Linked DNA regions of Homo sapiens: region 2 is linked to region 1. Evidence: chromatin loops called from intact Hi-C (ENCODE). Cell type or tissue: PC-9. All regions are shown on one strand. Links, peaks and the distances in the headings refer to the core of each region. The heading gives the core; the rest is flanking DNA. Region 1 has its middle 6.9 kb from the start of ZNF334. Region 2 has its middle 38 kb from the start of SLC2A10.

The links. A loop is a pair of places that touch in the nucleus more often than their neighbours do. Peaks named below come from ENCODE experiments on the same cell type or tissue, not always from the same donor. Only the 100,000 strongest peaks of a DNase experiment are listed, where the experiment ranks them.
Region 2: a loop joins it to region 1, with 22 times the contacts of the local background. A loop is called at or near these places in 6 of 110 quality-filtered maps.

Annotation. Positions count from the first base shown.
Region 1 is chr20:46,516,274-46,524,610 of GRCh38, forward strand. No RefSeq gene overlaps it. Among named protein-coding and RNA genes, the nearest start is that of ZNF334, 6.9 kb to the left of the region's middle. In PC-9, for the core only: a CTCF peak has its summit at 4,906 (motif pointing right); a DNase peak (open chromatin) is centred at 4,888; H3K27me3 peaks cover 2,532 bases.
Region 2 is chr20:46,743,759-46,752,095 of GRCh38, forward strand. No RefSeq gene overlaps it. Among named protein-coding and RNA genes, the nearest start is that of SLC2A10, 38 kb to the left of the region's middle. In PC-9, for the core only: CTCF peaks have their summits at 4,395 (motif pointing right) and 4,596; DNase peaks (open chromatin) are centred at 3,423 and 4,373; H3K27ac peaks cover 384 bases.

The sequences.
Region 1 (8,337 bases), core at 176-8,175:
ATTCTCCTGTCTCAGCCTCCCAAAAAGCTGGGATTACAGGTGCCCGCCACCATGCCCGGCTAATTTTCGTATTTTTAGTAGAGACGGGATTTCACCATATTGGGAACTCCTGACCTCAAGTGACCTGCCCACCTCAGCCTCCTAAAGTGCTGCGATTATAGGCGTGAGCCACCACGCCCAGCCAATCATAATAACTTTTAAAAAGGTGGAGGGAAGCAACCAAATGTCTACCAGCAATGTGAAGGTGAAGATAGAATATAAGTAGCCATTTTTAATTTATTTGATGTAATATTTGAATTACAAATATAATTTTCATATTTTTTCAGATATAACTACTTGTCTTGATATGATTTATTGAAAACATCATTTTTTGCCCACTGCTTTGCAATGTCATCTAAATTCTTACATACCTCTTGTCTATACATGTTCCTGCAAGGAACCAGAATTTAACTTTTTACAAATTAAAGAAATTTCATACATATTAACATTAATCTGCTTTTTCTAAGATTTTCTGGATGTATTTTAAATACTCTGTGAAGGGAAACCAAAAAAAAGCAAAGAAAGCACCAAAATTTGCCACTATTTTAACAGAAATTTTATTAAATAAACAAAATTTCCAATTCTTCAAGCCTGGGTGACAGAGCGAGACTCTCAATAAATAAATAAATAATAAAAGTTACAGGGATGGAAAGCACAAATTCAGAAAGTGGGAGTGATGATGAAACAGGTTAATTCTACTGTCATCACTTCGTTTCCAGCCACTTGAGGATACAATAGCATATATCAGCCACTGGTTCCATACATAAGCTACATCCTGGTGGACAACACCCAAAACTCTTAGGGTGTCATTCCAAAACCTCTGCCTTAGCTGAGCCTTTACTAAGCAATATCATACTTCTATCAGGATGGCTGTTTTAGGCTGATGCCTTGTATGGTAGGATTAATTGATCCCATAGAGCAGTGGTCCCCAGACTTTATGGCACCAGGGACCAGTTACATGGAAGACAATTTTTCCATGGACAGGGTTGGGGGGCATTAGATTATCGTAAGGAGTGTACAACCTACATCCCTCACGTGCGCAGTTCACAATAGGGTTCCCACTTGTATGAGGTCTAATGCTACCGCTGATCTTACAGGAGGCGGAGCTCAGGCAGTAGTGCTCTCTTGCCTGCTGCTTACCTCTTGCTGTGCGGCCCGGTTCCTAACTTTGTTGGGATAGAGATCTTGGGTCTTGGAGGTGGCAGACAGTTCCACTGGAAATAATGATGAACAAATGTCTTAACATTTAGTCCTCCAGGAGACAATTCTGGGAGCATTCCATATGCTTCTCAGAGTTATTGGAAGAATCAAATCCCTGTTGTCCATAGCAGGGACCTTACTTTCACCTGCTTACATTGGCGTTTCTCCTTCTTTATCTCATTATCTCCAGTCTCTCATCCCTGCTTCCTGGAATCACCTCCCAAATAAACTCTATAACCCAGGCACTGTATGCATTTTACATAACATGTACATGACATCTTACACTGTACCCTGCCCTCTCTCTTCCTAGTATTTCTGTTTCAGCCGGAAGAGGAAGCAAATGAAGATTGACTTGAAGATTAGAGAGTTGAAGTAATCTTCATTTATTCACTTTGGATGAAGATTGTAGGGTCAATATCTAGGTCCTGGTATTCTAATTACTAAATAGATACTATGTTTATGGTAAATGACTGCAGGTCTGTCTATCCTCAAAGGAAGCAGAAAACCTTGGATTCTGCTGAGTTTTTATCCAGTGGGAGATTCCCTCAAAAAAGTTTAAAGAGTGGTGGAAGACTAAAATTTGCTACTTAAAAATTATTTCTTAAGATGTGCTATTTAGCATACCAGCTACATTGACTATCTGGGCATGGTTCAGATGGGTTCTGTCTGTGCTTCAGGGTCTTTTGCTGTAATCCAGGTGTCAGTGTGCTTGCACCTGAGCTTTATAAGGATGTGTGAAGTGGTCTGTGGCCTGTTAGGAACCCGGCCAAACAGCAGGAGGCTGTGTTAATACTTAAAAAAAATTAGCTTTTGGTTTGGTTAATCCTTTCTATTGTTTCTTTTTGCTATTTCATTGATTGCTTCCTTTTATCTGCATTATGTTCTTCCTCATCATTAAAAAATTATTCTGTTCTTTGCTGGGCACATGGCTCACACCTGTAATCCCAGCACTTTGGGAGGCTGAGGTGGGTGGATCACTTGAGCCCAGGAGTTGGAGACCAGCCCTGGCAACATGGTGAAACCCTGTCTCTACCAAAAATACAAAAATTATCCAGTCTCATAAGCTGGTCTCAGAATAAATAAATTAATTAATTAATAAATAGATTTTTTAAATTATCCTGTTCTTATTTTAACATCTTCAGTTAGACACAGTCAATATAAGAATTTAAGGCTGGGTGCAGTGGCTCACACCTATAATCTCAGCATTTTGGGAGCCTGAGGCAGGTGGATCACCTGAGGTCAGGAGTTCTAGACCAGCCTGGCCAACGTGGTAAAACCCTGTCTCTACTAAAAATATAAAAATTAGCCAGGCGTGGTGGTGGGCACCTGTAATCCCAGCTACTTGGGAGGCTGAGACAGGACAATCGCTCGAACCCAGGAGGCAGAGATTGCAGTGAGCTGAGGTCACACCACTGCACTCAGCCTGGGTGACAGAGTGAGACTTCCTCTCATAAAAAAAAAAAAAAAAGAATTTAAGGTTCTAGATTTCCCTGCAAGCTTTTTTTTAGTGACCTCCACTCAAATCTACATTTTAGTTGATGAGATATACAAAAAAACCTGATACTGCAAAAGATTATTTAATTTAAAATGTAGTAAAGGCTACAAAGGAGAAATTCACATAATACAGGAGTAGACAATGTCTGTGGGTTAGAGAGCGCTTCTTCTGGGAAGAGATATTTGGACAGTGCTCCAAAGGGTGGTGCAGAGGAGGAAGGGGAAGAACACTTGAAGCATAGTGTGAGGCGAAGAGAATTATAAGGTGTTCCAGAGCTAAAGTAAATGAGGAGGAGAAAGACTTGCTTCCCACACTGGAGGTCTCTCTGAGTCTGGAGGTATCACAACCTCTCCCTGTTGCAAGGTCCCTGGTACCCAAAACAATTTTGTCACACACACCATCCTGCCCCTTGTGAGTCCTGCCAGCCCAGCTTTCAGGGGCCTGGCCCCTGATTCCTTCTTTTCTTATCAGGGTCATTCAGAATCCGGAATGACTCTTATTTCCACAGAGCTTCAAATCCCACCTCTCTCTGAGGTAGAAGACCAACAGGGCTTGTTTTCTGGTCACAACCCTGCTGATCAAAACAGGATCTGATCCAGACAGGATCAAGTGAAGAAACCAGCAGGAACCAGCAGATGGGGACAAATGTGATCCCTGGCTGCCCTCATTGCTCATAGCGTAAGATACTCCCATAGTGCCATGACAGTTTTAAAATGCCATGGCAATGGCCCAGAAGTTACCACTCATTTTCTAGAAAGCTATAAATAACCTGCCCCTCAATTTGCATTGATCCACTCCTTAATTTACATGTAATTGAAAGTGGGTTTACATGAGTATAAATAGTTACCAAGAGTCTATAGTTTGCTGACTCAGGGCATACTGCCTATGAGTTAGCCCTGCTCTGCAAGGAGCAGTACTGTTGAATGAAAGATTGTTTTCTGATACCACCAGCTCACCTTTGAGTTCTTTCCTGGGTGAAGGCAAGAACACTCGTAGGTTAAGCCCCACTTTGGGGGCTCAGCTGTCCCACATCACCTTTGGTGAGAGGAGGACCAACTGTGGGGATTGTGAATTCAAACCTCCTGAAAGCTAATGTTGATGGGAGGTGAGCCAGTGAAATGGAAATGGCACCTGAGGCAAGATCCTGTCTAAGTAGAGTTTAGCCCTTTGCAGGACAGGTGCAATGAGTGCTATGAGGGAGATAAGAACAAGTACTGTGGGCAGAGAGGAGATGGCTGCTCACCCTGGACAGTGGGTTCAGAAGTAGCCTCCAGGAGGAAGCGAACATTCAGTGTGGATCTGATAGATTAGAATTGGCAGCCAAGGGTGAAGAGGATTCCTCTGGTCAGAAGGAACAGTATGTGCAGAGGCCAGAGAGTGTGGTGCAGTTTGCCAGGTTTGAGCTCCAGTCAGGCCTATGAATGACATGGCTGGCTAGTTGGGCCTTGTTTGTTATGGTGAAGCATGTTGTATTTTCCAAAGATGCCCATTACAATATCTCCCATCCTACTTTCTCTTCTTACTGCATCACTCCCCCATCAAAAGGTGGACTCTATGTCCCCTCCCCTGAAACCTGGATAGACCTTCATGACTGCCTCAACTAAAAGGATATGGTGGAAGTGAGGCCACGTGACTAACAAGGCCTGGGCATAAAAGGCAATACAGTCTCCGCCCAGCTCTCTGTTTGAGGATGCTCACTCTTGGGACCTGGACGCCATGCCATGAGGAAGCCCAGGCTACATGAGGAGGCCATGTGTGGACATTGTGGGTAAAATTCCCAGCTAAGGTCCTAGCCAACAGACATGTGAATAAGAAAGCCTTCAAGAGGACTCCATCCCCAGCCACCACCTGCCTGAGTGTGGACCGCCTATAAGTGAACCTTCAGAATCATGACAGATAATAATAATAAATGATGTTGCTTTACACCAATAACCAATAAAGATGGTCAAATAGTGATCAAGGAGAGGAATTCCAAGCCAAAAGAAAGGTATAGGTAGGGTTTACTACCAAACCAAAGAAGGAGGAGTTCCAGCATTGCAGGAGGGAAGGGGAGGGCAGGGCAGAGGAGGGGAGGGGAGGGAAGGAATGGAGGGAGAGGGACAAGGTAAGAAGAAGGCAGACTGGCAAGCCCACACTGGATAGTGTGGTTTCCATGAAGGCCACTAAGTGGCAGCATTGGCACAGGCCAGTGGTTGTCAGACTGACTTTGTTGTTGCTTTGTCAGGCGACCTCGCTGTGAAGGCTCAGTGTCTGTGGCTGCAAGGTAAAGAAGGCCTGGCTGATAGCAAGTGCTGAGGAAGGCCTGGGAAGGCCTAGCTCTTGCTGATACATCAAATAATGTCAACCTCCCACAGCTGTTAACTCGAGTCAATTCATTTGTGGTGGACGTGTTGTTTTTTCTTCTGGTCCTCCTTTTTCTCATAACAAACACTTCAATTTTCCTTTGGGGAACTATACCACCACCACTCAGGTCTCCTGTATACACTCTCATAGGCTGTGCACTGCATAACTCCAGAGAATCCATCCATTCAGACTGTGATGAGTGGTGCCTACTGGAATTGAGGAGTGCCCAACCTGTACAACTGTCAATAACAGCCCTTGAAAGATGGTCCAAGTTGCCCATTGTGCTCCTGGTCTAGATACAAGCACATTGTCTGAACCAAGCATATCATGGATTTGATTTTGAATCCTGAGTAGAATGTTCATCCTGTTCATACTGACATGAATGCTGTGAAGCAACTGCCCATTAGCTCCAGCTACATGGATCTCCAGAGTTCTCCCTGGTTCTTTTCTTTTTTTGTTTTCCAACTCCAATAGAAATCAAATTCCCTTTTGATTTAGTTCGCCAGAGATGCTTTCTGTTGCTAGCAACCGGAGAACTCCAAAAAGTCACAATCTGTGCCTCAAAACTTTCTCAAGGAACCAGATTTCAGCAAAAGGTCTTGGGTATTAAGATTAAAACTAGTCTTTATTCATTATCCATTCATTTATTCATCCAACAAATATTTTGGGGGTACCTACTATGTGCCAGGCATGGTATTAGATTAGAGGACTCAGCGGTGAAGAAGCCAGTCATGCATGGTCACTGCCTACTCAGAATCTGGTGAGAAAGACCACAGTATGTAGATGATTACAGACAGCTATAGAATTCCAAATGGGGGGAAGTATTGTGAAAGAATAGAATGAAATGCATTTTAGGCTTGCTACAAGCAAGCAGTTTCTACCTCTTATAACAGTTAATCCTCAGAACAATGCTACATGTTAAGTAATACTATAGATCCTATTTCACAAATATGTAAACTAAGCTTACGTTAAATATAAATATACATCCAATAATTTATAAATAGAAATAGAAATAGAATTTTCCCAAGACTTGGGTCTTTCAATGCTAGAAGTGGGGCAGTCCTGGGCAAACAGGGACAAGTTGTCACTCTAATAAATAACTTGCCTGTGACCACACTGTTAGAGAGTGGTGGGGTAAGTATTCACTTCAGGTCTAGTTTTACCCTGAAGCTCATGCACACAATGACTACCTGACAGGTGCCCTTGGATGTTGTGGGCAGTGTGTGGGGAAAGGGAGGAGAGTGGGAGAGGCTGGAGGCAAGCAGACCAAAGAGGAGACTGAGACAATGGCCCAGCACGCAATGGTCATGGAGAAGGAAGTAACTGATTCGATGTGAGGGGTGGAGGGGGCAGGAGATCTGGGATGACCCAGGGGGTTAGGTGTAGGAGGGGGATGGAAGTGGTCTGGGAGGAGGAAGAATTCAGGTTGGCCATGTTGGGTTTGCCATCTGGGTCCAAATGCCAGTAGGCAGTTGGAGAAGAATCTCAGAGTTAGAGAATTCTTGTAGCTCAGCTGGGCATCGTAGGCACTTCAAAGATGATGCCAACAGGGTCCCTGCTCTCAGAGCTTCCTGTTAGGTTTTGAAGGGAAGGCGAGGGTTAAAGAAAGACACGCACACACACAGAGGGTGGCTCAACAGCAACATAGGTATATTGCAAAAACCTGCAGAAGTAGGGGACCAGCTTAATGCCAGAGCCCTCTGCTGATTACAGGCTGGGGTACTTATAGGTATGGGGAGGAGGGGTCTGGGCAGTATGGCTTGCTGCCCAACAGGATATTGAAAAGATGTGCTTATGATCAGGTAGTCTGGCCCTTTCTCCAGTGGGATGTGAATAGGGTTTTCCTTGGACTTTTGCCCAGCAGGATATGATACGGATGTCCCTTCAGTTGGGCCCTTGCCTAGTGGGGTATGATAAGAATGCTTATAGAGGCTTTCGAGGAAGCATGGCCCTACTGACAGCTTGACTTTGGACTTCGATCCTCCAGGACAGCAAAAGAATTAACTCCTGTTGTTTCAAGCCATTCAGTTTGTGTTAATTTGTTACATCATCTCTAGGAAACTAAAACACATGACATGGTCCTTCCTACCTCAGAGCTTGCGTACTTGCTACCCTGTACCTGGAACTCTCTTATTCTGACTCGATAGATGGCTGGTTCCATCTCATCCCTTCAGATCTCCACTCAAATCTCATCTCTTCAAAGATGGCTCCTCCAAGTATTCCAGCTAAAGTCTCTCCCTTAAGTTACTCTGTACCACAATGTCTTCTTTAATTTTCTTTATAATATTTATCACTTTGAAATTATTTTATGGATTTTTTGAGTATGTGTGTGCTGCCTGTTTCATCCCAAGAGAGTGCAGCTTATATAAGAAGCACAGCTGTATACCCAAGACCCAGACATGTCCTTTATATATTGGAGGAACTTAACAAATATTTGTTAAATGAACTGATCAAGCAAAGACTCACAATGGTCAAAAACGGAAATTTGCACAGGGTTACACCACTAGGAAGCCACAGAGTTTTTATTTAAACACAGGCTGTCTGAGTCCAGAGCCCAAGCTCATAACTATTATGCAATTACGCTATACTAACTTTGATGCAAGGGAGAAATAAAGACAATTTGGGATGAGGTCCTATTAATAAGGGAAGAGACAGAAAAGAGATTAATTCTAATTCAGTTATTGGGGTTGAGATATTACACAATCAGCTGGAAAATAAGGTTTGATTTGTGGAGAAGCCCTGACCTGGAAGATCAGCCTTAATTTAGGGCCAGAAGAAATCTCAGTAGAACTCAGGGTAGCTGTCCTTCACCCCTGGTGCTGAATTTAAGGTTAGTGCTTGATAAAGCCACCTCATGGCTTTTGTGTACAAGGTCTCAAGTCATTCCTCCTAGGTACTCATTTCCCCTCCACTACCTGACCTTGTTGGGGCAACTCTTCCTTCATTGCTTTGCTTAATTCCTGAGCTGGCTTATTTAGTCCATTGGGCATCTTCCCTGTCTCCTGTCCCAGCTTCAGTCCAGTTTGGGAGAGGAAACTCCCCTTCACAGAATATCTATAAATGAACTTATAAAAGATTTGAATCTATTAATATACTATAGGATTCAGTTTACAAAGGCATTAGAGAAAAAAATAAGAAAAAATTTCACCACTACTGGCATCGATCATTGGTTTAACTTCTGGTTTTTCTTTCAGCAGGAGAAAGGCACAGCAGTTGTTTTCAGAGAAGTTCAGCAATATCTCCTTGCTGACAAAGCTTCA
Region 2 (8,337 bases), core at 159-8,158, 230 kb after region 1:
GAGTGGGGAAGAAGTGGACACCATAAGGCAAGTTGGCAAGAGAAGAGGAAAGAGATGCTGGAAATCACTCTGCACATTTCCCGTGGCCACACTGCATCCTGTGTCCAGCTCCGCTTGCACACCCCCCCAGATGGGGGAGTCACTAGTCACTACCGAGCCAGACAGGCTGTCACTCCGGCTGGTGCCCTGCAGTGTGGCCCTGCCCTCGTGTTCACCAGGGGTTTTATTTGTGGTCTTGGTCATGACCTGATCGAGGATCATGGGGTTCTCGGGCACAAAACTGAACTGCGAGAGGAGCTACAGGAGGGAGGGATGGGGGTGCAGACGGAGCGCGTAGAGAGGGGGTGGCCTGGCCAAGAGGAAGGGTTCAGAAGGTGCAGTCAGGAGACCTGGGTTTGATTCTGCTGCAGCTACTTAGCTAGTTTTGTGAACTCTGGCAGGGGATTTAACCTCTCTGAGCCTCAGTTTCCTTAACTGTAAGATGTGGGCAGCAGCAGCCCCCACCCCAAAGGGCTGCCGGGCAGATTCACTGAGATACTGGGTAGGAAAGCTCTTTCCCAGCTGCGAAGGGCAATGCAACCACAGGGCGGGGATCCACCAACACCTTTCCCCCAGAAGCAGGGCTTCCTACCCCACCCAGGGCTGTCCCTAGCTCCCGCTGTCCCAGGGCCAGACTCAGTTTCCATATTTGTTCATTTTACTTTCCAGTGTAAATATTTTTTCCATCTGTGGCAGAGGAGGAGGAGGATGGCATTTTGACGTGAGACACAACATTTTCAGACACCCTCTGAAAGCATTTCCAGACCCTCACATGCTGGGTCTCATCCAAGGATAGAAAATGATTTATCGTGGATGCTTTGGCACGTGCTTTTGGAGTTTTTCCTCCTAATGAAATGTTTAACTGGAAAAGCTGACATTCTGCTTTTAATTGATTCTCATGAGATGAGAAACATTCCCAGGTAGGTTATATTAGGTTGAAAGTCTCCTATTCTAAATGAAATTAAATAACAAATAAAATTCAGTTCTTAAAAATGATTCTGTTTAACATTTTGAAGGGTGGCACACCAAAACATTATTGCCCATTTCCACATTATAGTAAACTCTAATTTATTTAGTTTTGCTTTGTATTAAAATTGTATTAAAATCAAAACGTTTGTTGACCCAATTTAGGTCTTCCAAGATTATCTAGTTAACATACTCTCTTAATAGTCACATGAATTCTCTTTTGTTGAAATATTTGCATTTTTAGCAACTGTTTTTGCATATTAAATCACGGCTTTCATAGTGTGTGTGTGTGTGTGTTTCCACTGAATTTGGTGCACAATGAAGTTGCTAAATTCTTCCAGATTTGGGACTGATGCCATCCTGCCTCTCCTGGTTTGACAGGTTGGGTTGTTGGTTACCGAGATATGATCCCCAAAGCTTCCTCTTCAGCAAAATAAATATTACATGGATCCTTAAGCTGATCAATAGAATTTCAATATCTAAAGCAATAAAGAGATTAAAAAAATAAAACCTCCAAGTTACCTCTTGACGGTGAATAACATGCTTTGTTTGTTTTTTGATTAGATTGATAGAAGCCCACATGACTATAGAATCTCTGATGTCACATAGTGTTAGGCGCGCCAGAAGTAACTATAAAGTGAGTATTTCTCTTTTTGACTTTTCAAAAGCCAAAGCTAGACCTAATGCCAAACAGTGATTATTGTCTGGATACTATTGTTATAGGACCAACAGATTCGTATACCCACTGTGCAGTAACAGACCCATTACACCGAAACAGCAGAGATGAAGCAGGGAAAGAGTTTAATGATCACAGAGACATCTAGAGCCCAGGTCCTAGAATGAAAAACCTGGAATAGATCTGAACCCTACCAGTAGCCTGAACCAGGGCTGCTCCAGCCAACTCACATCTCAGAAAGCGAGAAAGAAACACTAATTAAGAGCCTGGGAGGCCAGGTGCAGTGGCTCATGCCTGTAATCTCAGTTTGGGAGGCCGAGGTGGACAGATCACTTGGGGCCAGGAGTTCAAGACCAGCCTGGACAACAAGATGAAACACCATCTTAACTAAAAATACAAAAATTAGTGGGGTGTGATGGCACACGCCTGTAGTCCCATGTACTTGGAAGGCTGAGGCATGAGAATCTCTTGAACCTGGGAGGCGGAGGTTACAGTGAGTCCAGATCACGCCACTGCACTCTAGCCTGAGCAACAGAGTAAGACTCTGTCTCAAAAAAAAAGAAAAAAAAGAGCCTGGGGTTGTTTGTCATGCAGCAGATGCTGACTAATACAGAATCCAACAAGGTAGAGAGTGTTTTTACCTGGTCCATTGAGTATAGCCTTGTCATGCCTGAAAGCCCCAAATTTTAAAAAATAATAATAGTAATCCAGTTTTTATATTCAAAAATGAAAAATATTGAAAAACATAAAGAAAGATAACATCACCTATGACCTACCACACAGACATAATTGTTAACAATATTTTTGTATATACCCGTGTAATCTCTTTTCTCTGATGACAGATCAAGTTACCTACATAGGAAGATAGTGAAAAGGCAATCCTATCCTTCCAATTGTTCAGATCAAAAACTTTGGAGGGCCAGACACAGTGGCTCACACCTGTAATCTCAGCACTTTGAGAAGCCAAGGTGGGAGGATTGCCTAAGGCCAGAAGTTTGAGACCAGCCTGGAGAACATAGTGAGACTCTGTCTCTATCAAAAAAAAAAAAAATTAGCCAGGCATGATTAATTAGATCACAGGTGCACACCTGTGATCCTAGCTACTTGGAAGGCTGAGGCAGGATTGCTTGAGCCCAGGAGTCTGAGGCAGGATTGCTTGAGCCCAGGAGTCTGAGGCAGCAGCGAGCTGTGATTGTACCACTGCATTGCAGCCTGGATGACAGAGAGAGACCCTGTCTTTAAAAAATAAGCAAAACTATAAACCAACAAAAACAAACCTCGCAGTCACCCCTAACTCCTCTTTTGCACTCCCACATCCAATCTGTTAGCAAATCCTGCAGGCTCTGCAGAATTTGACCTTTCTCATCATCTCCTCCATCACCATCATCACCATCACTCCCTAGATTGAGGATGCCACTACTTTCTAACAGGTCTCGTTACTTTGCTCCTTGCCCCCTATCTATCTTCCATGCAGCAGCCATAAGGGGCTTTTAAAACCCAAGTCAGTTCATGTGACTCTTCTGAGATGGTCTCCCCACGGCTCCCCCTCTTACTCAGAGGGTTCCTTATCAGAAACTCTCAGGCCCCCAAAGAACAGCCCAGCCTTTTCCTCCAATCTCATCTTTTCCCATTATCCTCCTTGCTCAGTTAGCCTATCTTTTCCCAGTCCCTCCAACACACCAGCCACGCCCTGCCTGGCGTCCTTAGCTCTTTCTGTGTCGTTGGTTAGGAATGTGCCCACGCCTCATACTTGTATGGCTCACTCTCTTCCATCAAGAGTTATTCAAGAGTTATCTGCTCTGGAAGGCTTTTCCTGGCTACCCCAGCTAAAATGTCACACTCACATGAGCTCATACACATGCACACACTTAATATGTACACACACACCCCTGCAAATGCATGCATGCACACACACATACTGCACATTTCTTTCTTGCTTTATTGCTTCTCCTTGACCCTTTACCACCATCTAACATATGATACAGCTATGTTGCTTGTTCATTTAATATCTATATCCCTTGCTACAATATTCCTTCCCCAAGGGCAGGACGTTTTGCCTGTTTTGTTTACTGCTGTACTCCCGGTGTCTAGAAAAGTGCTTGGCACATAAGTAGACAATTAATATTTGTTGAATAAATGAATGAATGAGTGAATGTAAAGTGCCTGGAACGCTGCAAACATACAATAATAATAAAGCATAATCATTAGCACCAAACAGGTAAAAGAAGGATTTTCTTCCTTTTTCATTGTAGATGCTGTAAAAAGTTGATAGAATTGAAAAATGGAGTTTAAATATATTACATAAAGTCATTAAGGCCACTGGTAGGAGAATTAGTAATAATCTAACTAATAAAAGCAAGGAGCTGAAAGGAATAAGGGGCAGTGGAGGGAATGTATATGAACAAAATTCCTCATCTCATCCCTGGAAATTGATCATTAATACAACACTCTACATCTATTTCTTAAAGCAGAGGCCTCAATTCTTTGGATGCTGGCCCTCAGGTGTTTTTATTTGTTCCAGACATTACTTTTAAAACTTTTTAGTTAGTTGCCAACCTTTGAAATTCGGAATATTTCGCAGATAACTTGGTATTTCTGGCTTCTCTTGAAAATGATCTGGTTATGATTGTACCACTGCATTCCAGCCTGGGTGACAGGGCCTGCATTCTGCAATAGAGCCACCAGATGGCACAGAGTCACAGCCACTCCCTTTCCATGCCGCTTGAACTCTCCTGTTTGCTACACATTACCAGGGCTTTTCACTCCTGATATAAATGTTTCATAGAAACAGTCTCTGGGCCGGGCGTGGTGGCTCACGCCTGTAATCCTAACACTTTGGGAGGCCAAGGCGGGTGGATCACCTGAGGTCAGGAGTTCGAGACCAGCCTGGCCAAAGTGGTGAAACCCCGTCTCTACTAAAAACACAAAAATTAGCAGGGTGTGGTGGTGGGCGCCTGTAATCTCAGCTACTCGCGAGGCTGAGGTAGGAGAATCCCTTGAACTCGGGAGGTGGAGGTTGAAGTGAGCCAAGATCGCGCCATTGCACTCCAGCCTAGGTGATAGAGTGAGACTCTGTCTCAAAAAAAAAAAAAGAAAAAGAAAAAAAAGAAAAAGAAAGAAAAAAAGGAAAAGAAAACAGCCTGAAAAATAGAAAGCAAGATTTCTGACAGTGGCAATCTCAAGGCAGTTGGAAGAACAGGAAAGACTAGCTCCCCACTTAGAACATTCTATACTGTCTATGTGTTTCTGTGAATTCTCATTCATGTCTTGCTTCTATAATGAAAGGGCTATGACAGTGAAAGAAAAAAATAAAAATAATTTTTAGTACTTTAGAAAATACTGAAAACTATAAAGATTAAAAATAAAAACTGCCCATGTCCTACCAGTTACTAACAACATTTTGGTATATATTCATTCACCTACTCTTTTGTCTATGACAATAAATCAAGCTAGTTAGAAACGAGGACAGGTATTGGGATATATAGACATTCTCACATCATTGAGACCACACAGTATACGACACGCTGTGGCATTTACTTTTTGAGATTATCAAGCATTTCACATGAGGCTGAGTTCACAAATATATTGTCTTTGCCAAAGTTACAAACAGTATCCACGATTTCCCCCAGGGTCTGGCTTTTTGGGTCTGGCTTTTTCTTTACTTCTGAACATGTAGAAAAATGAATTATGTGCCTACCAAGACAACATTGCAGTTTTCCTGGCAAAGGCTAATTCTGCCGATGGAAACAGTGTTTTCATTTTCTTTCTTTCTTTCTCCCCACCATTCTATGCTTTTCTGGTTTCTCTGTGTGCGTATTTTCCCCCTGGATTTGACATTATAAAGTTGCTAAGTTCTTCCAGATTTAAGGTGCTATGCCATCTTAAATCTCTGGATTTGACAGGCTGGGCCAGTGGTTACTGAGATATGATCCAAGAAGCTTTCTCTGGGGCCATCTGTCAATCAGATGTCAGCTCATAAGGAGGAAGAACTTGGCTGCTGGCCTGCACTTGGATGCCAGAGTTGGTTGCCTTTTGCTTGAATTGTGTCTGCACAGTGCTAGGCGCCCAGTAAATTCTCATTGTATCCCTGATGGGTGAAACCTCATCAGGTAGCTCTTGAATGGAGATATAAAATGTTTGCCTCATGTCAACTCTTCTTGATCTTTTTGACCCATGTCTTCCGATCTGAACAGCATTTAAAACTTTCTCCCATTGTAGCACCTATGGCCATACTAACTTGTCTGATCCTATTGTGGGTGAATTTTTGAAGACAATTATAAACCAGCCCACATGTCAGTACCTGAGATTTCTAGCCTTCCAGTGTCATCCATTCTAAAACCCGATTTGAAGATGCAATGTAGGAAACCAAGAACTACCACCACCACACCCTGTCATCGCTGTACCTTTGAGGTCATTTACTCAGCTTTCATGTCTGGTATGTTGAAAGAGTGGAAGTTGGGAGTTAGAGGGGTGCAAGTAGCAACTTGATTTTCCCTCTCACTGCCCATTCAAACACAACTGGTGGGATAGTTCTTTACTTTCCCCGAATGATCCATTGGGCCGATCCTTTAGCCCTTCTCCTCACCCTTAGATCATGACCAATAACAATATGGTGATGATTATAAAAATAAAATGTCTCCAAGTCACTTCTGAGTGTAGCAACAGTCTAAATGAAGTCATTAGAATGTCGAGTCATGTCAAAACTCCAAACTTCATTCATATTAAACCTCTTTCCTCCTCCACTCTCATTTCTTCTCCTCCCCAGCCCCCTTGGGCTCTGAAGAGGTGAGGAGCAGGGATGTTTTACTTGGCTGGTGTTGTGATGATGTGATCTTGTGCTTTCTGGACTTAGAGGGCCAATTCCTTCTTTCCTTAGCTTGTGTGTCCCAGGGGAGGGATGGCGGTTCTTGGCAATTCTCCCACTGGCAACCTCCAAATTTGCTTCCTGGGAGGCAGGCAATGTGTCTCCTCTGGCAGGCCACTCTTGAGTGTGCCTGCAGGTCCTGGGCATCCTGTGGTCCAGCAGCCCCATTTGGGCGCCTCACATTTTCAGGCAGTCCTGCACTGGGAATCCCAAATAACCCCAGGCCAGCTGCCTCTGGAGGTTCAGAACCTGCTGGAAGAAACTTACACCTTTGGCCTTCTCTAAAGTCATCATTCCTGATGCAGTAATCCATTTTCCTGCAGAGGCTGAGCGGCCATGGTCCCTAACTTCTACCCATTTCCAGGCATGGGTTTGGCACTAGTCTGTCCAGAAGACACAGGGCAAGCTCTTTCGGTGGTTTCCCCACATCTCTCTGACTCGGCGTTCGGTGAAGAGTTGGAACGGCTTTTTCTCCAGCATAACGTTGGAGGTGCTAATGGCAAGGAAATGCCACAGGACGCCAAGTATCAATAGTTTCTCCAAAGACGTGTCTCCAAACCTGTATTAGTCCCTTCGTTCTCGCACTGCTAAAAAAAATACCTGAGACTGGGTAATTTACAAAGAAAAGAGGTTTAACTGGCCCACAGTTCTGCAGGCTATACAGGAAGCATGGCTGAGGAGGCCTCAGGAAACTTACACTCACGGAGCAAGGCAAAGGGAAAGAAGGAATGTGTTCACATGGCTGGGGCAGGAGGAAGAGAGAGAGGTGGGAGGCACTACACACTTCTTTTTTTTTTTTTTTTTTTTTTTTTTGAGATGGAGTCTTGCTCTGTCGCCAGGCTGGAGTGCAGTGGCACGATCTCGGCTCACTGCAACCTCCGCCTCCCAGGTTCAAGCTATTCTCCTGCCTCAGCCTCCCAAGCAGCTGAGACTACAGGCACACGCCACCACGCCCAGCTAATTTTTATATTTTTAGTAGAGACGGGGTTTCACCATGTTGGCCAGGATGGTCTCTATCTCCTGATCTCATGATCTGCCCGCCTTGGCCTCCCAAAGTGCTGGGATTACAGGCGTGAGCCACCGCACCCGGCCAGCACTACACACTTCTAAGCAATCAGATCTGATGAGAACTCACTCACTATCACGAGAACAGCAAGGGGAAATTCGCCCCCATGATCCAATCACCTCCCACCAGTCCCTCCTCCAACACTGGGGATTACCATTTGACATGAGATTTGGGTGGGGACACAAATCCAAACCATATCAAAACCAGTCCTCTCTTTCAGCTTCTCCAACCTCCTTGAGCACTGGGGTAAGGATCACAAACCAATTTTTTTACCATTGCTTTTTGCAATTCCTGCAGAGGTGGAGGGAAGGGTGCTTGCTACCCACTGGGTTACTCCTGGCGTTTGGAGCTTCAGCCAAACGGAAGACAGAAAGAGTCCCATCCACACGCCACGGCTCTCATTTATCCCTTCAACAGGCGCCTGGATCCTCCGGTTCCACTTCTCAGGGTGTTCTGCCTTGCAGCTCTGGCAGCTGTTGTCTCCAGCCTGCATCAACTCAAATATGGAAAACATCCACGTTTTCTTTTCATTTTCTTGCCGCTTTCTAACAGTATCACTCATACATTTCAGAGAGTCCCATAGACTTTCCGTAAGGGGTGGAGTCACAGAAGCGGGCATCTGTTGCTTGGACGCCATCCACTTCCATTCGCCTCTAAGCTGATAGCTCTTACGGATCTGCTCCTCAGGGACCCCACCCATCTCCTAGTTAACCAATAAGAGCACCC